Linked DNA regions of Homo sapiens: region 2 is linked to region 1. A link is an interaction called in ENCODE POLR2A ChIA-PET data of the cell type or tissue named here. Cell type or tissue: PC-9. All regions are shown on one strand. Links, peaks and the distances in the headings refer to the core of each region. The heading gives the core; the rest is flanking DNA. Region 1 overlaps SLC31A1 (solute carrier family 31 member 1). Region 2 overlaps ALAD (aminolevulinate dehydratase).

Evidence for each region. ChIA-PET counts read pairs that join two places held together with the same protein. Peaks named below come from ENCODE experiments on the same cell type or tissue, not always from the same donor. Only the 100,000 strongest peaks of a DNase experiment are listed, where the experiment ranks them.
Region 2: POLR2A ChIA-PET joins it to region 1 with 29 read pairs; 5 of 35 experiments call an interaction of 5 or more read pairs at or near these places.

The regions. Positions count from the first base shown.
Region 1 is chr9:113,228,212-113,236,548 of GRCh38, forward strand. The region is part of intron 1 of SLC31A1 (solute carrier family 31 member 1); the gene reads left to right. LOC107987119 (a long non-coding RNA gene) reads right to left here. Exons shown (of 3, transcript XR_007061737.1): 3 at 6,567-8,337. Among named protein-coding and RNA genes, the nearest start is that of SLC31A1, 11 kb to the left of the region's middle. In PC-9, for the core only: no CTCF peak of the experiment used is centred there; a DNase peak (open chromatin) is centred at 5,020; H3K27ac peaks cover 1,082 bases.
Region 2 is chr9:113,378,902-113,387,238 of GRCh38, forward strand. It overlaps ALAD (aminolevulinate dehydratase), which reads right to left. Exons shown (of 12, transcript NM_000031.6): 12 at 7,411-8,337. Among named protein-coding and RNA genes, the nearest start is that of HDHD3, 6.1 kb to the left of the region's middle. RefSeq lists an enhancer at 2,192-2,251. In PC-9, for the core only: no CTCF peak of the experiment used is centred there; DNase peaks (open chromatin) are centred at 2,170, 3,310 and 4,280; H3K27ac peaks cover 2,754 bases.

The DNA.
Region 1 (8,337 bases), core at 289-8,288:
ACTATCTAGAAAACACTGAAATTGTCACATAAATCATACTAAAGCACAGTTAGCGGACTGGAAGTGCGTCAAGGCTACAAAAGGATCCTGTAAGAGGAGCATGAAAGGGTGCATCATGTGATTACATTATTCCAGGATGTGGCTTACCCAACAACAAAAGGTATCACAGAAATGGAGTAAAGTAGCTGGGAGATCCACTCCCCATTGGACTTAGGCCCTGTTATCATTACATAACTAAAAGACCTTTTCAGTTTGTTTGTTTGACATATCAAATTTGAGTTGTCCTATTAGAACCAGGCAAATAAAAGCTTTTGTAAAGGCCTTTGGAAGAATGTAGTTGTACACTTGATCTTCTTTGTACAGAAGGGTGGGAGTGGGCAAGAGAAATAGGAGCTTCTATGTTATTTGCCACCAGAACAGGATATGTAAAGCTCAGAAACCCATCCTGCTTAGCTGCTTCCCAGCAAGCCATCCGGAGAAATGGGGCTGGAGAAAGCGGTTAGTCTAGTGTTATGGAGCCTTCTATCAGAAGCAGATGTTATGGATTCACCTAACTAAAGAATGTTAGTGTCATCATTTAATAACATAAGCCTCAGTTTCCACATCTGTAAAATAAAGGAGTTGGATTTGATGATACTTTTTTTTTTCTTTTGAGTTGGAGTTTCGCTCTTGTTGCCCAGGCTGAAGTGCAATAGTGTGATCTCGGCTCATTGCAACCTCTGCCTCCTGGGTTCAAGTGATTCTCCTGCCTTAGCCTCCCTAGTATCTGGGATTACAGGCATGTGCCACCACGACCGGCTGATTTTATATTTTTAGTAGAGATGGCGTTTCTCCATGTTGGTCAGGCTGGTCTTGAACTCCTGACCTCAGGTGATCCGCCCGCCATGGCCTCCCAAAGTGCTGGGATTATAGGCGTGATCCACTGCGCCTGACTGATAATTTAATTTTTTAAATAGGAAATATATTCATATGGTTTGTAATTCAAAAAGTACACAAGGATATTCAGTGAAAAGTATTTCATTTACTCCTACCCACTTCTGACCAGCTCTCCTTAGGGACCACGGTCCTATTTTGCCTCCCAGGCTCAACCAACAACTTTGTTGTTTCCCCCCAACTCCCCTGCAGATAGTATAGGTGTATAAAAATAACATGAACATACTCTGTTTCCTTTTTAAGTTTTTTACAAATTATAGCATACAGTATATTCTGCTTTTATTTCATTTCATAATACGTCTTACAGATCATTCTATATCAATATATATGATCGTTCTCATTCTTATTCTGCTAAGTATTCCATTGTATGAAAATATGATAACTCATTTAATCAGTGCCCTATCAATGAACATTTAGGTTGTATTTTTAATATTTTGCTATTACAAACACTCCTGTTATAAGTAACTTTGTACATACACATTTCACATATGTGCCAGTTTATCTGTAGAATGAATATTTAGAAGTGGGATTACTGTGTTAAAGAATGTGGGCAGACTGATGACTGTTCTAGTTTTGATCTTCTATGAGACTTTAACTGAAAATGATTAGTGGAAAAGAAAAAGTATCATTTTCTTGGTAATATCTTAATTTTTATCTCTTACTATTCAGAACTAAGTCTTAAGTAAGAGCCAAGAATAGGTAATCTCTCCAAAATTATGTTGAATTGCAGACTTCACTAAAGTCACCTGCATCATGGTCTTGTAGATTTTTCTATTGCTTTTCAGTATAATACTATTCAAGCTATTTGCAAGGTGAATATTATAAACTCAGAACAAAAGGAGACTGTCTCCCAACTATGTTTACTAGCATTTACCAAGTAGAGGATTCAGAAGATTTGCTCTTTATTACAATTTATGTAGGGAGTGAAGATGGAAAGATGAAACAAAGAGAGCCTAACAAATATCTGCCTCTGTCTGTGTTTTACTGTCTTCCCAAATTTTTGGATGGTTATGAGGTGTGTGATAACTTTACAAAGTGTATGATACCATAACAATTACTAATCTTTTGGGGATTTGTTTGTTTGTTCGTTTGTTTGAGAGACAGAGTCTTGGTCTGTCGCCCAGGCTGGAGTGCGGTGGCGCGATCTCAGCTCACTGCAGCCTCAACCTCCCTGGCTCAGGCTATCCTCCTGCCTCAGCCTACCAAAGTAGTACAAAAGTAGATCCTATGGCCTCAGCCTATAGCTGAGACTACAGGCATGCATCTCCACGCCTGGCTACTTTTCTTGATTTTTTGAGGAGACAAGGCCTCACTATGTTGCCCGGGCTGGTCTTGAACTCCTGGACTCAAGAGATCCTTCCACCTCAGCCTCCCAAAGTTCTGGGATTATAGGCATGAGCCACTGTACCCTGCCTGTTTTGTTTTTAATTAATACATAATAATTGTACATATTTATGGGGTACAGTGTGATATTTTAATACGTATATAAATTGCATAATGATCAAACGATGGTGTTTAGCGTATACATCACCTCAAACATTTATCATTTCTTTATGGTAAGAACATTCAGAATTCTCTCTTCTAGATATTTTGAAATAGCCACAATAACATTGTTTACTATAGTCACTAGTCTTTTGGGGAAGCTAGGGACCATAAAGCAGATCAGAATTGTATCAGCCCCTCATGCTTTCTTGACTATAACCTACTAACTTTTCTTTTCTCCCCATCTCACCTCCCTCATTCTCTTTCTAGGTACAATAAGCCATTTGTGAAATTTTCCCTGTTCAATAGCAAGTTTAAGCCAGAGCCTCCATCCTTTCCATCTCTGAATTCCCTATAGCCTCTGGGGCAGAGGGTACTTCATAATACTTGTTGAGTTGAATTGAGGTAGATGTCAAAGTGATCTGACCTCACTTTGCTCCCCTCTCAAGTGCCATATCCTTCCTTTTCCCTGCTCAGCCTTGACACACCTATCAAGCCATCCCTTTGCATGCTTAATTTGGTTCAGGAAAGGACAAGAGACCAAGTAAATTATCTTGAAGAGGAGTCTGTGTCTGCCTATGTTTAAGTAAATGCGCACACACACCTATCTTTCTGGCTCCTGCTGCCATTCTTTGTGTTGCGCTTAAAAATTGGGGGCCGGGTACGGTGGCTTACACCTGTAATCCGAGCATTTTGGGAGACTGAGGCAGAAGAATCACTTAAGGGCTGGAGTTCAAGACCAGCCTGGGCAACATAGGGAGACCCCTTCTCTACAAAAAGTTTTAAAATTAGCTGAGCATAATGGTATGTACCTATGTTCCCAGCTACTCTGGAGGCTGAGGTGGGAGGATCACTTGAGCCCAGGAGGTGTAGGCCGCAGTGAGCTGTAATCATGCTACTGCACTCCAGCCGGGACAACAGAATATGATCTTGTCTCAAAAAAAAAAAAAATGGGGAAATTATTTATTTAGTTATGCATTAGTGGTAGCTGTGGAGTTAGGCACACCTGGTAGGAACAGCATTGGAATGTATAATTCAAAATACACATGTATCTTTTTATTCACATGAATTCCATTTTATGTGTATGAAATCATCAAGATCAAAGTGAATATTAGATGAATATGAACTCTAGCTTATTGGACATTTAGAAGATAGAGTTTGATTAGTGTTGATTTTTTTTTATTTTAGATTTTAAAAACTTGTCTATGGGCCATACGTTAAGTACTCATAGTATCTCTGTGGAAGAGTTCTGATAAACTCTGGGATAGGCGATAGCCAGGCCCACATGTGGACTATAACTCCTGTAAAGTTACAGATAACAGAATTATATGGTCTAACATGCAGCTCACTTAGGCAGTCCTACCTTTCCAAATGTTTTCTTCAATGCCATATTCCCAGGGAAAATTGCTGCTGGGTAGTTGAAACTAGGTGCCTCACTGGACTTCTTCCTATTATTTGGGCAACTTGTAAAAGCTTACAAACTTTCTAGAAAGTAGCCCTGAAAACAGTTCCTTCGTTATGTTTTTAGCAATACCACAGAATACATGGTTCTATGTTATAGCTTAGAATTGCTACTACTCTTACAAAATTGGAACATAGAAAAGATGGACAAAAACCTAGTATAATGTATCATTATTTCCATTTCAAGATGGCGTTTTGAACTCATCTCTTTTCCTTCCCAAAATCCTAGTGAAATTATCATAGGAATATGAAGAAGCATTATTTATAGTCAGAAAACAGGGAGAAAGAAGCCAGAAACTTTAAAACATTTCAAAGAAAATGTGATACAGATGGGAATCAAATTGAAAAAAATGACTGACCACCTGATTCAACATAGATAAAGGCCATCTCTGTCGGTAAATTTAAATGGGTTAGATTCATTTGCACACCCCTGCAAGCTCCCAAATCAAGAACAGCAGAGATGGCCAGGCACGGTGGCTTACACTGGTAATCTCAGCACTTTGGGAGGCTAAGGCGTGTGGATCACCTGAGGTCAGGAGTTTGAGACCAGCCTGGCCAACATGGTGAAACCCCATCTCTACTAAAAATTAAAAAAAAAAAAAAAAAACTAGTCAGGTGTGGTGGCGGGCACCCATAATCCCAGCCACTTGGTAGGCTGAGGCAGGACAATCACTTGAACCCAGGAGGTGGAGGTTGCAGTGAGCCGAGATCGCACCACTGCACTCCAGCCTGGGTGACGAGAGTGAAACTCTGTCTCAAAAAAAAAAGAACAGCAGACATAAGGAAGAAGTGTTAGCTATGGGGTAGTTGGTGGACAAATCAAGGATTTGAGGAATTGCACTTATACCATATATAGAGAGAACAGTAGATTGAGAAGTAAAAATGAGTATTTATCAAGAACTTCCTGTGTTTAGACACTGTGCTTAAGTAAGTGTTTAAGTGTATACTGTCAAGAGGTAGTTGCTATAAACATCCTTAGTTTAGAGGAAACTAACTTACCCTCTTAACCACTGTGCTGTGGCCTCAGTGAACTCCTGCTAATAATTCTTTAAAACAATCCTATGAAATAGGTTAGTTTTATTTTCCCAATTTTAGAGCTGAGGCAAGAAGATATTAAGTAATTTGCCAAAGGGCCCACAACCAGTAGGTACAGTTTTACCGGTTAGAGAATGAGTAGATCTCCTTGTGTATTTGAATAGCTGCCATAATAAAGAAAGGGGAAATATCTTTTCTACCCACAGCTTCCTCCTTGTGTTTTTTTGTTTTTGGTGGGCTATTCAGGATCTCAGATCGAATCCCAATCTCAGAAAGACAGTTGACAAACCCTGGAGAGGTCAGCTGGGAACAAATGTAAAAGTCTCAGCAAAACGGTGTACTTCCTGTTTGAGGTCTGTCTTTCTGGTAGTTCAATCCCTGTATTTCACAACTAGTCTACAAAAATAAAACTACAAAAATATTTAATTTCCCCTCCCTCTGGGATTTAGAGATTTTACTTACACAGTGCGTTAGAAAACCTCTCTCAAATCCCAAAGACGAGTGATTTGGTATTAAATTCAGTGTTAACCCCCAAGTTCTTTGATTATTAGGTGGTGGTCTGTGCAAATTTTATGTGAGACTGGGCTAACTCTGTGACCTTTTTGGAATTTCAAAATAAACAAATGCATTATTTTAGTTCCTGGTTGAATCTTGGCTTTCTTTTCTTTATTACTGATACATAATAATTGCACATATTTATGGGCACAATAATTAATAATTGCACAATGTATAATGATCAAATCAGGGTATTTAGGATATCCATCACCTTCAGCATTTATCATTTCTTTGTATTGGGAACATTTCAAATCTTCTAATTATTTTGAAATATACAGTGTATTGTTGTTGACTATAGTCACCCTTCTGTGCTGTCAAACACTAGAACTTACTCCTTCTATCTAAGCATCTATTTGTTCTGTTAACCCATCTGTCTTCAATCCCACCCTCACCCCACCTTGAGTACACACATATACACCCTTCCCAGCCTCTGGTGACTGTTCTACTCTCTACCTCCGTAGGATCAACTTTTTTGGCTCCCACTTATGACTGAGAACATGCAATATTTGTCTTTTTGTTTGACTTTTTTTTTTTATTTTTTGAGACTGAGTCTTGCTCTGTCACCCAGGCTGGAGTACAGTGGCGTGATCTTGGCTCACTGCAACCTCTGCCTCCCGGGTTCCTGAGTAGCTGGGATTATAGGCACCTACCGCTACGTCCAGCTAATTTTTGTATTTTTAGTAGAGATGGGGTTTCACCATGTTGGCCAGGCTGGTCTCAAACTCCTGACCTCAAGTGATCCACCCACCTCAGCCTCCCAAAGTGCTGGGATTACAGGCATGAACCACCGCTCCTGGCCATCATTTTTTTTTTTTTTTTTTTTTTTTTTTTAGCTCTCACTTGTTGAACATCCAGTTCTTAGATTCTGTGTACTAAGTATCTATGTTGTACATCTCTGTAATTCAGAACTGTGGTTCTCAAGCTTTAGCATGCATAAGAATTGTCCATGGAACTTGATAAGCACCTAAATTTTGAGGCCCTACTCCCTAAGAGGTGATTCAGTGGTGTGGCATAGGGTCCATAATTTTTATTTTTACCCAAACTTCCCTGATGATTCTGATCCAGGTGGTCCTTGGACCACACTTTGAGAAGCACTTGAGTTAGGAAAGTAATTAACATTTATTGTTTACTATATATGTTATTAACATGGCAGTCTCTTCAATATGTATTTTTACATTTGATATTCATACTGTTGTGAGATTTTTATCCCAGTTTTACGTGTACTTATTATCCTTACAAAGTTTTTGTAACTTGTTACGAGTTTTAAGGATGGCAGTGCCCCTTAGGATAACAAATAAAGCATGATAAATAGACTACATTAACAGTAAAAACTTCTGTTCGTTCATCTAAAGACACAATAAAAGAAATGAAAAGGGAAGCCACAGACTGGGAGAAGATATTTGCAATGTGTGTGATGATAGAAGACTCATCCAGAATATGTAAAGAACCTTTGCAAATCAGTAAGAAAAAGACCTCACAGAAAAATAAGCCACAAACTTGAACAAATAGTTAACAAAAGAAAGGATATCCAAAAGCCAATACATGTATGAAAAAGTTTCCACTTCAATAGTCATTAGGAAGATGCAAATTAAAGTTCAATTTATACCCACCAGAATGGCTAAAATTAAGTAGACTGACTCTAATAAGTGCTGAGAAGAATGTGACCAATCTTGGGGAGGGAAAGTATTTGCAAATGTTCACAGCAGTGTTATTAAAAACCCTGAAAACAGTTTAGATGCCAAGAGCAGAAATGAAAAGTTAAGTTGCATATTGATTCAAAGGAAACTATAGAGCAATGAAAAATAACAAACTGCTGCTACACACAATATGGATGAACCTCCCAAAAATTATGTTGAGCAAAGGACCCAGACACAATAGTACATTCTTTCTGCTTCCATTTATATAAATTTCAAAATCACAGAAGACTGTGTATGATTTTAGAAGTCAGGAGAGAAGATCCCCCCGGAGAGGAGGAGGAAGCATGACTGGGAGAGGCAGGAGGGGAGCTCCTGGAGTACTGGCAATAGTTACTGTTCTGGGTAACAATTAAATAAAATATACTTACTTTATGGGGGAAAAAAGACGGCAATGCCCTGCAACAGTGAGCAGCCTGACTCTGAGAACAGAGTGGGCTCTTGCCCTTGCTGTTTCTGCTTTGGCAAGGTGCCTCTCAGAGCAGATGATTGTTTAAGATTGGTTCTGGAAAGTAATATGAACAGTATGTTCTGGAATGTGTTTAATCAATGTTAAAGCCACTGAAATGTTAGAATGGCTAAAGTATATCAATCATTATTCAGAATGCGTTTCATTTTTTTGTTTTGTTTTGTTTTGAGACAGTCTTGCTGTGTCGCCCAGGCTAGCGTGCAGTGGCGCAATCTCGGCTCACTGCAACCTCTGCCTCCCAAGTTCAAGCAATTCTCGTGCCTCAGCTTCCTGAGTTGCTGGAATTACAGGTGCACGCCACCAAACCTGGCTAGTTTTTGTATTTTTAGTAGAGACAGCGTTTTGCCATGTTGGCCAGGCTGGTCTCAGACTCCTGGCCTCAAGTGATCTGCCCGTCTTGGCCTCCCAAAGTGCTGGGATTACAGGTGTGAGCCACTGCGCCCAGCCCTATTATTCAGAGTGCATTTCGACAAGTCAAGTGTGCATTTGTTTCTCACTGAAACTATTCTTTTTTTGTTGTTTTTTGTTTGTTTGTTTTTTTGAGATGGAGTCTCACTCTGTCGCCCAGGTTGGAGTGCAGTGGTGCGATCTCGGCTCACTGCAAGCTCCACCTCCCGGGTTCACGCCATTCTCCTGCCTCAACCTCCCGAGTAGCTGGGACTACAGGTGCCTGCCACCACGCCCGGCTAATTTTTGTATTTTTAGTAG
Region 2 (8,337 bases), core at 198-8,197, 150 kb after region 1:
GACAGCCCCCACCACCCAGGCCCCTTTGAGAGGGTCTTGCCGCATACCCTGGAGGAAGGAACACTGCACAGAGAGGCCAAGAAGAATCTACACAGATGGGTCTTGGTGGGTTTCTCTATTCAGTCTATTAGCGTTTTGTGCAATCCTGTTTCTACATGTGAAGGGGTGGCCTGCCCCTCCACACCTGTGGGTATTTCTCATCAGGTGGGACGAGAGACTGAGAAAAGAAATAAGACACCGAGACAAAGTATGGAGAAAGAACAGTGGGCCCAGGAGACCGGCGCTCAGCATACGGAGGACCTGCTCTGGCACTGGTCTCTGAGTTCCCTCAGTATTTATTGATTACTATTTTCACTATCTCAGCAAGAAGAATGCGATAGGAGAGCGGGCTGATAGTGAGGAGAAGGTCAGCAAGAAAACATGTGAGCAAAGGAATCTGAGTCACAAATAAGTTCAAGGGAAGGTACTATGCCTGGATGTGCACACAGGCCAGATTTATGCTTCTCTCCACCCAAACATCTCAGTGGAGAAAAGAATAACAAAGCAGCATTGCTGCCAACATGTCTCGCCTCCCGCCACGGCGCGGTTTTTCTCCTGTCTCAGAATTGAACAAATGTATAATCGGGTTTTATACCGAGACGTTCAGTTTCAGGGGCAGGCAGGAGACAGAGGCCTTCCTCTTATCTCAACTTCAAGAGGCCTTCCTCTTTTACTAATCCTCCTCAGCACAGACCCCTCGCGGGTGTCGGGCTGGGGGACGGTCAGGTCTTTCCCATCCCACGAGGCCATATCTCAGGCTGTCACATGGGGAGAAACCTTGGACAATACCAGGCTTTCCAGGGCAGAGGTCCCTGCGGCTTTCCGCAGTGTATTGTGCCCCTGGTTTATCGAGAATGGAGAATGGCGATGACTTTTACCAAGCATACTGCCTGTAAACATTTTGTTAACAAGGCACATCCTGCACAGCCCTAGATCCCTTAAACCTTGATTCCATACAACACATGTTTCTGTGAGCTCAAGGTTGGGGCAAAGTTACAGATTAACAGCATCTCAGGGCAAAGCAATTGTTCAGGGTACAGGTCAAAATGGAGTTTCTTATGTCTCCCTTTTCTACATGGACACAATAACAGTCTGATCTCTCTTTTCCCTACATACACGGCCATGTACACTTCGTTGAACCTAAGCATAAAAATGGACAGTTTCCTCTGTATCTGTGGCTCTTCATTCTGAAGGCTCCCATGTCACAAAAAAACTATGATCAAATAAATGTATATGCTTTTTCTCCTATTAAAAAAAATACAGACATATTCAGGGTTAGGCATAGTGGCTCATGCCTGAAATCCTAGCACTTTGGAAGGCTAAGGTGGAAGGATCCCTTGAGCTCAGGGGTATGAGACCAGCCTAGGAAACAAAGTGAGACCCCATCTTGTTAAAAAATAATAACAGGCTGGGTGTGGTGGCTCACGTCTGTAATTGCAGCACTTTAGGAGGCCGAGACCAGTGGATTACTTGAGGTCAGGAGTTTGAGACCAGCCTGACCAACATGGTGAAACCCCATCTCTACTAAAAATACAAAAATTAGTGGGGCATGGTGGCAGGTGCCTGTAATCCCAGCTACTCGGGAGGCTGAGGCACAAGAATTGTTTGAACCTGGGAGGCAGAGGTTGTAGTGAGCTGACATCACAGCATTGCACTCCAGCCTGGGTGACAGAGCAAGACTCTGTCTCAAAAAATAATAATAATAATGCAAAATACAAACGTGTACAAAATAAAAAGCCAGCCCCCCACCAACACCCAACCTCATTCATTGACCACCTAACATCTGTGGGCTCTGTGTCCCCTGTCCTTCTCTGAGGATTCAGTGGGAAACAAGGTGGTTCCTGCCTGCATGGGGCATGGGAGGGGCAGACAACCATTGAGTAGATAAATAAACAAAGTGATTTCAGAGAGAGAAGTGGAAGCGGTAAAAACAATCATTTTATGAACAGTGACAGGGTATCTCTTTGGATGAGGTGGTCAAGGAAGGAACAAAGATCTGAATGGTGAGAAGGAGGTTGTCAGGTTAAGATCAAGGAAAGTACTCCAGGTGAGGAACCGGAAAGAAGGGTGTGGGGCCTCAGCCTGCTTACTGAACAAGGGCAGTAGCCTTGGGGCAGGGAGAGAAGGGCTTCCCCACCCCATCTCACTCCCCAGGGATTGCTGAGGTGACAGTTTTGGTTATGCTATGACACAGTTTTCTAGCAGCACACAAACATGTATCTAATTTTCTTTCTTTCCTCTCTTTCTTTCTTTCTCTTCCTCCTTCCCTCCTTTCTTTCTTTTTTTTTCATTCTTTCTCTCTGTCTCCCTCCCTCTTTTCTCTCTCTCCTTTCTTTCTCTCCCTCCCTCCCTCTTCTCTCTCTCTCTTTCTCTCTCTCTCTCCTTCCTTCCTTTCTCCCTCCCTCCTCCCTTCCCTTCCCTTTCTTTCTTTCCTTTCTTCTTCCCTCCCTCCCTTCCTCCCTTCCTTCCTCCCTCCCTCCCTCCCTCTCTCTCTCCCTCCCTCTCTCTCTGTCTCTTTCTCTCTTTCTTCCATTTTTGAGACGGAGTTTCACTCTTGTTGCCCAGGCTGGAGTGCAATGGTGCCATCTCAGCTCACTGCAACCTCCACCTCCTGGGTTCCAGCGATTCTTCTGCCTCAGCCTCCCGAGTAGCTGGGATTACAGGTGCCTGCCACCACGCCCAGATAATTTGTGTATTTTAGTAGAGACAGGATTTCATCATGTTGGCCAGGCTGGTCTTGAACTCCTGACCTCAGGTGATCCACCTGCCTCAGCCTCCCGAAGTGCTGGGATTACAGGCATGAGCCACCGAGCCTGGCCCTTTTTTTTTTTTTTTTTTTTTGTGAGACAGAGTCTTACTCTGTCACCCAGGCTGGAGTGCAGTGATGCGATCTGGGGTCACTGCAACCTCTGCCTTCCAGGTTCAAGCAATTCTCCTGCCTCAGCCTCCTGAGTAGCTGGGATTACAGGTGTGCGCCACTGTGCCCGGGTAATTTTTTGTATTTTTAGTAGAGACGAGGTTTCGCCGTGTAGCCAGACTGGTCTAGAACTCCTGACCTCAACTGATCCACCCACCTTGGCCTCCCAAAGTGCCGGGATTATAGGCATGAGCCACTGTGCCTGGCCTAATTTTCTTCCTTTCAACTCTTAAAAACAAAAAAACAAAACTTTCTCCTATGTTCCAAGTTGGTCTGTTCACTGGGTTCAGGCCTGGGAAGAAACACAAAGTGCAGAGTCACAGACTTTGGACCTGCAAGAGAGAGCCCGACTCACTTGCAAAACTGGTTTTGTGTTATAAGCATGAAGCAGAAGTGGGGGTGGGAAGGGCAACTGGGAGACCAGAGGTTCAACTGCATTTCACAGAATCCAAGAATGTCTGATACTGTCTACTTTTCAGGGTCACCGAAAACCTAACCCCTTAGGTTCTGATCCCAGCTCTGCCATCTGTCTGTCTGTGAGCTCTCCATTCAATTGTTTTTCTCTCTGAGCCTCAGTATCCCAATATGCAAAATGTGAATTTTCCCAAAGTGAACATACCCATGCAACCAGCACCCAGACCAAGAAAAAGAACAATTTCCAGAACCCTCCACAGCCTGTCCACTTCCAGTTACTTACTACCCAAAAGGGTAACTATCTTGACTTCAAACTGCATAGTTAAACTTTATTTGTTTTTGAACTGTATATAAACAGAATAATATAGCATGTATTTTTTATGCCTTGCTTCTTTTGCTCAAAATTGTGTTTGATACATCTGTGTTGCTATGTGTAGTTGTAGTTAATCCATTCTCACACCTTTAATATTCTATTATATAAATAGACCACATTTTACTGTTGATGAACATTTGGGTTATCTCCAATTTTGTTTATTACACTTCTTTTTTCTTTTTTTTGGAGACAGAGTCTCGCTCTGTTGCCTAGGTTGGAGTGCAGTGGCGCCATCTTGGCTCACTGCAACCTCCCACCTCCCAGGTTCAAGCAATTCTCCTGCCTCAGCCTCTCAAGTAGCTGGGATCACAGGTGCCTGCCACCACGCCCGGATAATTTGTGTATTTTAGTAGAGATGGGATTTCATCATGTTGGCCAGGCTGGTCTTGAACTCCTAAGCTCAGGTGATCCACCCACCTCAGCCTCCCAAAGTGCTGAGATTACAGGCATGAGCCACCATGCCCGGCCTTATTACATATATTATAAAATGCTGCTATGAATGCTGTTGAACATGTGTCTTATGAACATAGGTAATGTTGGGTAAATACTGTTGGGTAATACCTAGGTGTGGAATCACAGGGTCATAAGGTATGCATATGTTCAGCTTTGGTAAATAGGGCCAGACATTTCTTTTTCTTTTTTTTTTTTTTTTGCAGACAGGATCTCCCTCTGTAGCCCAGGCCGGAGTGCAGGCCAAACATGGCTCACTGCAGCATCCACCTCCTGGACTCAGGCAATCCTCCTGCCTCAGCCTCCCAAGTAGCGGGAACCACAGACATGTGTCACCACGCCCCGCTAATTTTATTTTTGTTTTTATTTTTTAGTATAGACATGGTCTCACTATGTTGCCCAGGCTGGAGCTAGACATTTTGTTTTCTTTCTTTCTTTCTTTCTTTCTTTTTTTTTTGTTCTTGTGGAGCCAGGCATTTTGAAAGGGTGTACCAGTCATATCTGAGAGTTCCAGTTGTTCTGCATTCTCAACACTTGACATTGTCCCATTGTCCTTTTAGTATTAGGCATTTTCTTTTTCGAGTCTCCCTCTGTTGCCCAGGCTGGAACGCAGTGGCACGATCTCAGCTAACTACAACCTCCGCCTTCTGGGTTCAAGCAATTCTCCTGCCTCAACCTCCCGAGTAGCTGGGATTACAAGCGCACACCACCACACCTGACTATTTTTGTGTGTGTGTGTTTTTAGTAGAGACGGGGTTTCACCATGTTGGCCAGGCTGGTCTCAAACTCCTGACCTCGTGATCCGCCCACCTCGGCCTCCCAACGTGCTGGGATTACAGGCATGAGCCACCGCACCCAGCCAGTATTAGGCATTTTTGTGGATGTATTGTGGTATCTCATTGCGGTTTTAACTTGAATTTTCTCCACTAATGAAGATAACACCTTTTCATATATGTATTGGTTAAGTTTTCATTTTTTATTTACATAGCCACACATGAATATATCCTTGTTACATATAATACATGAATAGAAATAATACATATAAAGCTAAAGTCCCTCTAAAACGAATCCCTTCACTAGTTTTATTTTTAATTGAAAAACATTTTTTTTGTAGCAATGGGGTCGTGCTTTGTTGCCCAGGCTGGTCTTGAACTCCTGGTTTCAAGCAATCCTGCCACCTCGGCCTCCTAAAGTGCTGGGATTACAGGTGTGAGCCACCATGCCCAGCCCCTTCCCGAGTTTTGAGCACTGGGCTTGGAGTTAAGAGACCTGAATTCCAGCCTTGGTCTGCCACTGACTAGATTGCTGTCTAATTTTGGACAGGTCACCTCTCTGGGTCTGTCTCCCCATCTATAAAATCAGAGTGTTTAACTAGATAGTCTCTAAGGATCTTTTTTCTTTAATATTCTGACCACTGTTTCTGTGATCCCAAGAACCTCCATTAGGTAAAAATGGCCATTTGCCTTACTATCCATTCTCTCCATCTTCCTTAGTAACTGAACTCCCGAGTTTTAGTTGAGCATATGGCTGGCCCACTAGACTATTTCCAGCCTCCCTTACAACTGGGCATGACCATGTGACTAATTTGAGACAAGGGTGTGTAGACAGAAATGATGTGTGCAACTTTTGGGTCATGACTTTATAAAGAAGGGTCATGCCCTCCATTTGCTCTTCTCTTCCTGCTGGCTGGAAAGAGGACCTGATGATGGGAACTGGCCCAGCCATTTTTTTGTTTTGTTTTGGTTTTGAGATAGGGTCTCACGCTGTTTCCCATGCTAGAGTGCAGGGGCGCAATCACCACTCACTGCATCCTTGACCTCCTGGGCTCGCTCCTGCCTCAGCCTCCTGAGTAACTGGGACTACAGGCATGCACGACCACACCCAGATAATTCTGTATTTTTTGTACAGACGTGGTTTCCTCATGTTGCCTAAGCTAGTCTCAAACTCCTGGACTTGAGTGATCCACCCATCTCAGCCTCCCAAAGTGTTGGGATTACAGGTGTGAGCCACTGTGCCCAGCACCAGCCATCTTTGTTCATGAGATGGAGGCCAAGATGTGTTGATGATGACAGAACAAGGCAAGAGCTGAGACCCCTCACAACATATTGCTGACATATCAGCCCTGGATTGCTTAGAAGTAAATTTTCATCTCAAGCTATCATTATTTTGGCTTTTGTTATATCCACTGAACCTGAATCCTGATTAATACAGAGTGACTGGAGAATGACTTTTTTTTTTTTTTTTTTTTGAGACAGAGTCTGACTCTCTGTTGCCCAGGATGGGGTGCAGTGGCATGATCTCGGCTCACTGCAACCTCTGCGTCCTGTGTTCTAGTGATTCCTCTGCCTCAGCCTCCCAAGCAGGTGGGACTACAGGCGCCTGCCACCATGCCCGGCTAATTTTTTGTAGTTTTAGTCTAGATGGGGTTTTGCCACGTTGGCCAGGCTGGTCTTGAACTCCTGACCTCAAGTGATCCGCCTGCCTTGGTCTCCCAAAGTGCTGGGATTACAGGTGTGAGCCACCACGCCCAGCTCCAAGAGTGACTTTAGATTGGGTGTTGGGTCAGGTTTCTCAGAGGAAGGGATGCTTTGAGCTGAGATCTTAACAAGAGAGACAGCCATATAGATTTAGGGGAAAAGCATTCCAAGCCAAGGAGGCCACTGGTGCAAAAGCTCAGTCCAAGACAGCGTTCTGTGTAATGAGGCCTACCTGGTCAATTGTGGCGCCATCTCCCATCCCATTGTTTACAGTGACTGAGCCAAGAGTGGACCATGTGGCCTGAACAGGCCCAATCAGAGACCTCCAGAGATTTGCTATGTGAGTGATGGGACAGGAAGGCTCTTTCTCTGGGATTACAAATCTTAACGACTATTTAAGCCTAGAATTATTGAGGATCATGTTGCTGGCAAGTGGCAAAAACCCACCTGAGTATAAAGCTGGGGCAAACACAGACGAGAGTTAGAAAGGGACAGAGACCTCCATGGGGTTTGACCCTGGGCCCAACCACACCTGTCCTTATCTCAATCCAGTTATGAAAACCAATCATGTCCTTCTTTGCTATTGAACTGGATTTCCATCACTTGCAACCAAGTAGGTGCCTGGTCTCCTTGGTCTCCCCGTATAACTGGGGCTAATTGCAGATGGTCCCCGAACTGTGATCATTCAATTCACAATTTTTGACTTTACAACAGTATGAAACAAGACATTCAGTAGAAACTGTACTTCAAATATTGAATTTTTATTCAAAATTCTTTACAACTTTATTACAATATAGATTTTGTGTTGGATAGTTTTGCCCACTGTAGGCTAATGTAAGTGTTCTGAGCATGTTTAAGGCAGGCTAGGCTAAGCTATGATGTTTGGTAGGTTAGGTATATTAAATACATTTTTGACTTATGATCATATTTTCAACTTATGATCATATTTTCAACTTATGATGGGTTTATCAGGATGCAAACCCATCACATAAATGGAGGGGTGTCTATAAAACATTGTTAGACCTATAATTTTGCTGTTGATTATTGGGAGGTGGTATGGCACAGTGGTTAGGGGCAGAGGCCTTGGAGTTGGACTACATGGGTTCAAATCCCAGCTTGGCTGTTTTCTGTGCAGTTCTAATCCAGTTCTGCCACAAACTTGTTGAGTGGCCTTAGGTGAGTCACATAAGCACTCTAGATATAGCTTCCTTATTGCAAAATGTCTCAAGCTAAGTTTAGTATTCTCCCTCCACCCCGACCCTGCTTCTGTTCCTCTTCCAGGCTGCCCCATCTCAGTAAATGGCCCATCAGCCACCCAGAAGGTCAAGCCAGATTCATCCTTCACATCGAATCTACCTTCTAAACACATCCACAATCCATTCCCCTTTCTCCATCCCCACTGTCCCCGCTCCAGTCCATGCCATCAAGACTTTTCATTTGCACTTTGCCGCAGAGCTGTTAAAATACTTTTACAAACTACAAATTTGATTGAGTCACTCTGAAAAGGTGAATGTGGCCCTTGACCTCTGCATGGTTTGGTCCTGGTCTGTCTCTCTCCACTCAGTTCAGGCCATCCTCTCAGTGCTCCAGACAAGCTAGCCTTGCATTCCTCCAGCTAGAAGGAGCCCCAGGGCCTTTGCACAACTCCTCCCTCTCCCTGGAATGCT